Linked DNA regions of Homo sapiens: region 2 is linked to region 1. A link is an interaction called in ENCODE POLR2A ChIA-PET data of the cell type or tissue named here. Cell type or tissue: Panc1. All regions are shown on one strand. Region 1 overlaps FGGY (FGGY carbohydrate kinase domain containing). Region 2 overlaps FGGY (FGGY carbohydrate kinase domain containing).

The links. Peaks named below come from ENCODE experiments on the same cell type or tissue, not always from the same donor. Only the 100,000 strongest peaks of a DNase experiment are listed, where the experiment ranks them.
Region 2: POLR2A ChIA-PET joins it to region 1 with 5 read pairs; 2 of 35 experiments call an interaction of 5 or more read pairs at or near these places.

Annotation. Positions count from the first base shown.
Region 1 is chr1:59,662,785-59,666,784 of GRCh38, forward strand. The region is part of intron 12 of FGGY (FGGY carbohydrate kinase domain containing); the gene reads left to right. Among named protein-coding and RNA genes, the nearest start is that of MIR4711, 69 kb to the right of the region's middle. In Panc1, no CTCF peak of the experiment used is centred here; no DNase peak of the experiment used is centred here.
Region 2 is chr1:59,331,643-59,335,642 of GRCh38, forward strand. The region is part of intron 2 of FGGY (FGGY carbohydrate kinase domain containing); the gene reads left to right. Among named protein-coding and RNA genes, the nearest start is that of FGGY, 37 kb to the left of the region's middle. In Panc1, no CTCF peak of the experiment used is centred here; a DNase peak (open chromatin) is centred at 1,539.

The DNA of each region.
Region 1 (4,000 bases):
ACCATCTAGGTTTGTGGAAGTACACTCTATGATGTTTGCATGACAAAATCACCTAACAATGCATTTCTCACAATGTATTCCCATGGTTAAAGGACATTTGACTGTATTGAGGAACTTTTATTTTCAGATTTGTTAATGTTATTGTATAAAAGAGTCATAGAATGAATAGCTTATATTGAAATGAATAATCTTGGAAAATCAGAGTGGTGTGATATTCCCCCTTTTGAGCACATGCTAAGAGGAGGACATGAAGGATGAGGCAAACAGGAGGGACCAAGGGGCACCATCACATAGTGGTAATGACAGTTACCTTTCGTCAGACACGACTGTGTGCCAGGCACCAAAGACGGTGCCTTGCCTACTGGTAGCTTAACACTGTAACCCTGTAAGTAGGTGGGTTTGTTCTCATTTTACAGACAAGGGGAGGACCATTTGCCGAGGTCAAACAGCTAGAGTATGGTAGTTGGAATCTGAACCTTTCTCCATCTCACTCCCAGGCTTCTGCTCTTTCCACTTTACCATGCTGCATTTTCCTTTGATCTGTTTGTAAAAGCTACATGGGTGAAATAAGCTTTCAGATATTCCTAAGAATCGTTTTTACTTAATATATATTAGAAAATATCATTAATTTGGCCAGGATTGTCTCACAGAGGTTCCTTTCCTGGTAAGAGTACTGCAGCAGAAGTCCAGAAATGTATAAATGAGGTTAAACTTAATGCGGGCAGGAGAGGGGAAGAAAAAAAGCCAGCTACATTTTCTCAAGTACCACACACTTGGAAAATCAATCTTGTATTTAATGGGCCGTACATGTATTAAAAGCTATCATATTTATTCTGTCCATTGTCTTAATGACCTTTATAATACCATGAAAGGAAGGCATTTTAAGACAGAGATTTTTTTCAATAAGCCTTTTTTGTGGAGTCAAGTGAATTGTGAGGGGTTCAGTCTGTTTTGCAAATGTATCTGGATGTGCTGATCTTTTAGGCAAAAAAATGTGCATTTTAATGAGGTATTCTGATAACAGATATTTTCCCATAATGTTCAACTTGGGAAAAAAAAATGTTGTTTCATTAGCCCTGAATATTGCCGGAGCACTTATTTGTTGTCGGTCAACTGAAAGTTAAGCAAATTTCTCTCTATATATAGTCATATCTTTGGGTGCTGTTTTGTAGGGGTGAAATGAAATTAAAGAGGATTGTAATCAAGTTAACTTGGGACTGTGCAAAACCCTCCATGAAGTAAAATTCTCTCTTGATCATGCTTAATTGAAAGACCTGTCAACCACCCGGTTTATCCATAGCCTGTTCATCTATAGTTTTCTTTGCAGAACAGACCCTTAAAAGGTACTATTTGCATTTGAAGTCTCTTGATTTGCATTCGGTTCTGTACATTCCCAGTGGAATAGCCTAATTTTAATTTAAATTTCTCTGTGAAAACATTTTTTCCAGAAAGGTGAGCACAAAATCATTTTCACACAAAGCCCTTTGGTGGGGCATTTCAGTAGGGTGGAGTATTACACAGATTGGAGTCTGGGACACCGAAAGGGAAGGTCCTCTAAGGAACCGCCAGACTGAGTGGGAAATTCCAGCCGACAATACCACATGGGGGAGAGACAGGCTGTCTGTCACAGCCCCTCTCGAGGGAGTGCCTCTCATTCGGATCATTTCTTTCCTTTTCCCAGGAAATGTGCTTTGTTTTATTCTTGTCTCAGGCCTGCTAATCGCAAGCCCCTAGGTCCCTGGTTTTAGAAATATCAAAGATACCAGTTTTTCCTGACATTTCCATACAAATTAGGAGACAGCAATTCTCCCATTCCATACAGACTGTATTGCTTAGTCAAATTATATATCTCCTAAGTGGAGAAAACAATATGCAGGTTTCACATTTGCCTTAAGATTAGAGATGCTATTAAAGTGCATAGCAGAGTGCCTAGCATATAGTTGATAACCAGAAGAACTCTCCTTGTATGCACCTTTCGTGAGCTGGACACTTCTACAAGTTTTACCTTTGCTGCCTACAGCAGCAGACTTGTATGGTAGGTATTACTAGATTTCATCAAGCCTAAGACCACATTTTTAATTTTTTTGCATGTTGACATTTCTGACAATCTATAGAATTTTTAACTAAATGAATATGATACTATTATTCCCATGGCAAAAAAAAAAATGGCAATTGAGTTATAGAAAGGTTAAGGTACAAGAAATATGTGAAATGCCTAAATGCCAGCCTGGGTTTTTTGAATTCAAAACTCATGCTCTTAGCTACTACAATTCATGCCGTTAGAGCAGACTGGGGTTGCCCAGAATCCACAGGCATCAAATGATCCATGATGGACTTCAGGCATCTGTAGACCTCCTGAAATTATTTATAGTACTATTTTGTATGTGACTTTTTTTTTCTGGGGAGGTCAGTAGGTTTTGGCATATTCTCAAGGGGGTTCATGACCCCCCAAAAAGCTTAACAAAGAACATCTGGGAATAATCAGCCCTAGTTAGTATGTAGGATCTGGCCTTATATGGCACAACATGTTTGAATTTTTTTAAACACACTACATCTGTAGATTGTTTATGGAGGCCCAGGTTTTACCTAATCCATATTTTTACCAGATTCATGAATAGCTTCAACAAACCCTCAAGACCTCTGGGCTAGAACTGCTGTGCCTTTTGCTCCTGAACTGCCCCTGTCCCTCATGATTTATGCCAAACCAATTAGGATTTCATGTCCTATGGTTCCCAGATCACCCTCTGACCACTCCTGTCCCCAGGTTCCCCCATCCCCTGGGGTGACAGCTCCCCAGACAGCCTTGTCAAAGGAGGCTCCATTTGCCCTCTACCCCCAACCCCCCTAAGACGTGAGGTCAGGGCAGCATCCTGCTGACTTCCAAAACCCTGTTCCTTTTTTTTTTTTGAGATGGAGTGTTGCTCTATTGCCCAGGCTGGAGTGCAATGGTGTGATCTCGGCTCACTGCAAGCTCCACCTCCCAGGTTCACACCATTCTCCTGCCTCAGCCTCCCAAGTAGCTTGCACTACAGGTGCCCGTCACCACGCCCAGCTATTTTTTTGTATTTTTAGTAGAGATGGGGTTTCACCATATTAGCCAGGATGGTCCCGATCTCCTGACCTCATGATCCGCCCGCCTTGGCCTCCCAAAGTGCTGGGATTACAGGCGTGAGCCACCGCGCCCGGCCCAAAACCCTATTCCTTACCTTGGCTAAACTCCGATTCTTCTTGCCCTCAGCTAAAACACCTCCTCTCCCTCACTACATTCCTAGGTTTCAACCTGAACAATACTGTCACACTTTCACTAAAAACCAAGATATTGGCTCATGCCTTCTTCTTGGTGGCTGTGCCATCTGTGGAGACACATTGTCCTCCCAGATCCTTGACTTTCTTATCTCTTCTGACTTCTCTTCCCTCCTTTTTAGCAATTCACTCCCAGGTCTACACTTAGGACTGTGACATCTCCCCAGATTGCTCAATCTCTAAACATTTCAAAGACTTGCTACCCACCAAAAAATCCTCTTCCTCTATTTTTTCTGGAGCCCCTTTCTCAAACATCACCATGTGGCTGCCCCCTTATGGCCACATCACAGTTCATCTTTTTGTTTTTAGTCCTTATCCCAAATAAATTTTGATTTTCGAACTCTAGTTTTTGAACTTTCAAGTAAATTAAGATTTTTCAGATGTTCAACTATCCTATCTAAAACTGAAGAATTCTACATTGAGATTCACTTCCATAACTCTAAGGCAATAATGGTTTTTACTGAGTTTAATGAACTTAGCAAGACAGACATGAGGATAATGCATATTAGGAAGATATTAATGCACAAGAACTGAGACACAAGGCTGAATTGAAAATATGGTGAAGCCCTGAAACAACCAGGGAATGGATTTGGCTCAGAAGTCTCCTTTTAGAGAACCACTACCTGGTTTCAGGCAATAGCAGCGGTAATTTTAGCCCTTAGCCACCCTGAAGCCTTGGATCTCACCTTCTTTATGC
Region 2 (4,000 bases), 330 kb before region 1:
TATTTGATTTATTGGGTATTGTCTATCCCTACTAAAATGTAATCTCCAAAAGAGCAAGGATTAAAAAAAAAAGTTTTTCTCTCCATTGTTTTTCCAATACCTAGAAGAGAAAATTCTGCACAGCCTGACCCTAGAAGGGGCTTGATTATTTTCGCTAAGGACTTATGGCTAAGTGAGTGATTGAACTGTGTAACCAACAGGTAGTGATGGAGCCTGAGGGAACTGGTGATTGCATAACTCCTCGCACGCCCCCAAAGCTGACAAAGGCATTCAAATCAAGATTTAAAAGAATACAGTACCTGCCACTCAGAACTCTACTGCAAGCTGGATTATGTCTATGAAGCCCCAGGCTTTGACCCTTGCTCTAAATAGAGCTAAGGATAAAACCAGGTATGCATCTGACCCTCCAGTTCTCAGTTTGGAGGGTTTCTAAGAAACACCATCTCCCCACCCAATATGGCAGATCTTGCTGATTTAAAACACATGCAGAATTGAACCATTTCCCACAATAAGAAGAAAGTGATACACAATCCCTTCCCCAAATATTTGTTTGCTGCCCCATAGCTACGAGTTGACAGTTGTTAGACATGGAACAGGTTACCAAATGAGGTTGCAGAAATCTCTTTCTCTGGAAATTCTTTAGAAGAGCAATGTGCTTTCTCTCTAGCTAGGGAAATTCTCTTGATTCCAAGCTGTTACAATGAGATTACTGGGCTGCTTTCTTCTTCCATTAATAAGAATATAAAAAAGAATTCTTAGGTCACCAGGTCAAGCCCCAGAGGCCTTCTGGGTAGTGTGACTCTGACAGTCATCTTTCTGGGATGGTTTAGATGGTGTGGGGTGAGGGGTTGGGAATGGCGATGTTCCTCAGCTGTGGATGAGCATGATCATAAGGCATTTCCTTGTAAGGCTGGGGAAATAGTAGTGGCTACCTAGCTAGATCAGGTTTAAATGCATGCCACAGTTACTCTTCCAGTTTCTTGTGAGAGGTCTCTGTTTGAAAGATAGAGACGCTGAGTCTTTGTGACTGAAGGCCATGATTGTAATATTGAGCACTCTGTAGGTCTGTTGAGGGGATTCATAACATACATTGAAGAAAATATTTTCCTTGCTCCTACTAGGTTACTCCCGCCATGATTCTTAGAAAGATTTGAGTCTATCCAATTTTTTCTATTCCTACTCTTTTTGCTTGTCATTTTTATATGTGCTTACGTGACACAGAGAGCAAGCATGCTGTGCTTTGTACATAAAAACATTCCATGAACACAATAAGGCATTGAGTGCATTTCCTATCCTATTTTCTATAAAGGTTTACTGGTTTCAAAGTAATTTCAGACTCCACTGATCCCATTCAAAGCCTTTGATTCTTACTTGGGAGGTATCTCTCACTCAGGAAACTGAGGCTCAGAAAGTTGATGGAGTTAGTGCAGGATTACCTGACCTAGAAGTGGTGGAGTTGGCACCAGAAGGAAGTTCTTTGGACACCACATCCTGTGTTTGTTTCTACTCCCAAACTGCCTTGTGGTATGGAGTTTGAGTCATCTATATTTTCTCACCCAAGTCCTCTTTTGACTAACTGCAGACCTGTGTGAGATGGGCTTACCCAAGTCAGACATGCACTTTCTGGGCACAGAAGCCAATTGGGCCACATAGCAAGTAGAAGTTAGGGCTGGGTGATTGATTGATTGGTATCCCACATGGAAAGATTTGAAGCAACTAATTTGCTCTAATATAAACTGCTACTTACTGTGCACTGATGCCAGATGTTGAGCTCATCACACCTTATTTTGCTGAATTCTCATATCATTGGGAGATGCAGGTTTAGGTAATAGTTTTGTACTGCCAAGGAAGCTGCTTATCTGACTTCACAAAGTTATATAACTCGGAAATAGTAGAACCAGATTTCAGACTCAGGTCTTCTGCCCCCAAAGTCGCTGATTTAACTACTATCCAGTGATTTCCAAGCCAAGTTGTAAGGACATTCCAGGCAGAAATAGCCATACCTGTAAATGCTATAGAAACATGAACCAGCAAAGCAAGAGAGGAGTTGCAATGGCTAGAATTGTGTAACTTGCCTTCAGCCACGTAGCCATGGTGGCAGAGCTAGGATTTGAATTCAAGTCTTTGTGACTCATTGTCATGAGGCCATACTGCCTGTCAGGAAATGGGTTTGGTCCTCACACTGTAAGTCTAGATAGATCAGTGTGGTGAAGGCATCTGGGTATTCACTTGGTACTGTGGGTCAAGGTACTACCAGCAGTCACAGATGGGTCAGCAGCAAGTGTTCTCTAGATCACATGTCCTTTCCACAGGATGAGTCTCTTGGGCAACAGGAAATTATCTGATGACAGAGGTGAGCAGTATGGTATAATGGAAAGAAAATAGACACTGAGTTTGAATTCTGGCTCTGCAATCTACTGGCTGTGTGACAAGTGCAAGTTCCTTAACCTCTCTGTGCCTGCTGTTCACCCTTTCCCTCGCCAATCATCCACTTCTTTTATTTTGTTTTATTTTTTTTGAGATGGAGTCTCATTCTGTCGCCCAGGCTGGAGTACAGTTGCATGGTCTTGGGTCACTGCAACCTTTGCCTCCTGGGTTGAAGCAGTTCTCCTGCCTCAGCCTCCCTAGTATTTGGGACTACAGGCACATGGCACCACACCTGGCTAGTTTTTGTATTTTTTAGTAGAGATGGGGTTTCATCGTGTTGGCCAGGCTGGTCTCAAACTCCTGACCTCAAGTGATCTTCCCGTCTTGGCCTCCCAAAGTGTTGGGATTACAGGCGTGAGCCATTGCACCCGGCCCCCACTTGTTTTTCATGAAAAACTAATATTAAATGTTTCTTTTGGAGGGCTTTGTAAGGATTAAATAATATGTATGTCAAACATATGGCACATAGTAGATGTTCAATATATGGCAATGCTTTATTAATATGACTTGAAAAAAATTACTGCTTTTCTTTTTTGGACATTTCTCATAATTATGTGAAGCTCTTGTTTGAGGAACATGTTAAATAGTAAGAAATGGAATTCTAAATTATAAATCTGGTATTTCCAAACAGGAAAAAAATAATTATATATTTTAAGGTGAATTTCACTAAATGAGGATGGACATTTTTGAGTTGACTTTTATGGGATTTAAAAGGTTGTAGTCATGTTTTAAGTTAATAGAAACTGGTCGCTCATGCTTTTTCTATAAAGGAAACCATAGAAACAAAAATAAAAAATAGAATTAATCGATAAATCTATTATTCTACAACTTTAAAAATTATACAAACAAGTGTAAAATCTATATCCTCCTCCTGCAGTTCCACCCTCAGGAGCAACCACTATTAACAATTTGTTGCATATTCTTTTTTTTAAAACCTTACTAATATATCATGGATGTCTTTCCATTTTATCTTTCATAGCTCAACTCGTTTTAAAAGTATTTAACAGCTTGATGTATGATTTATATATCATAAAATCCAGCCATTGTAAATGTATAATGCTGTTATTTTGTAAATTTATACAGTGGTGCAATCATCACCTACTCCAGTTTTAGAACACTTATTACTCCAAAAGTTTCCTTACACCTGTTTGCAGTCAACCCCAAGCCCCAGTCAGAGGCGCTTTCTGTCTTTATAGGTGTTCTTTTTAGAAATTTTATATAAATAGAATCACATAGCGTGCTTTCTTTTATATCTGGCTCTTTTCACTTAGCATAATGTTTTTAAGGATCATCCATGTTGTTACATATATCAGTAGTTCCTTTTTCTTGCTGAGTAGTATTCTGTTATATGGATATACAATACTTTATTTAACAGTTGGTTAAACTATGATGGATATTTGGTTGGTTTTCAGCTTGGGAATATCAATAATGCTGCTATGAATATTCACATACAATTCTTTGTGTTGATGTATGTTTTTATTTTATTTTATTTGGTTTGTTAATATTTTGTATTGAAGTTGCCGGGTTGTGTGGTAAGATGTGGCTGTATTTTACATTTCCATCAGCAATGTAT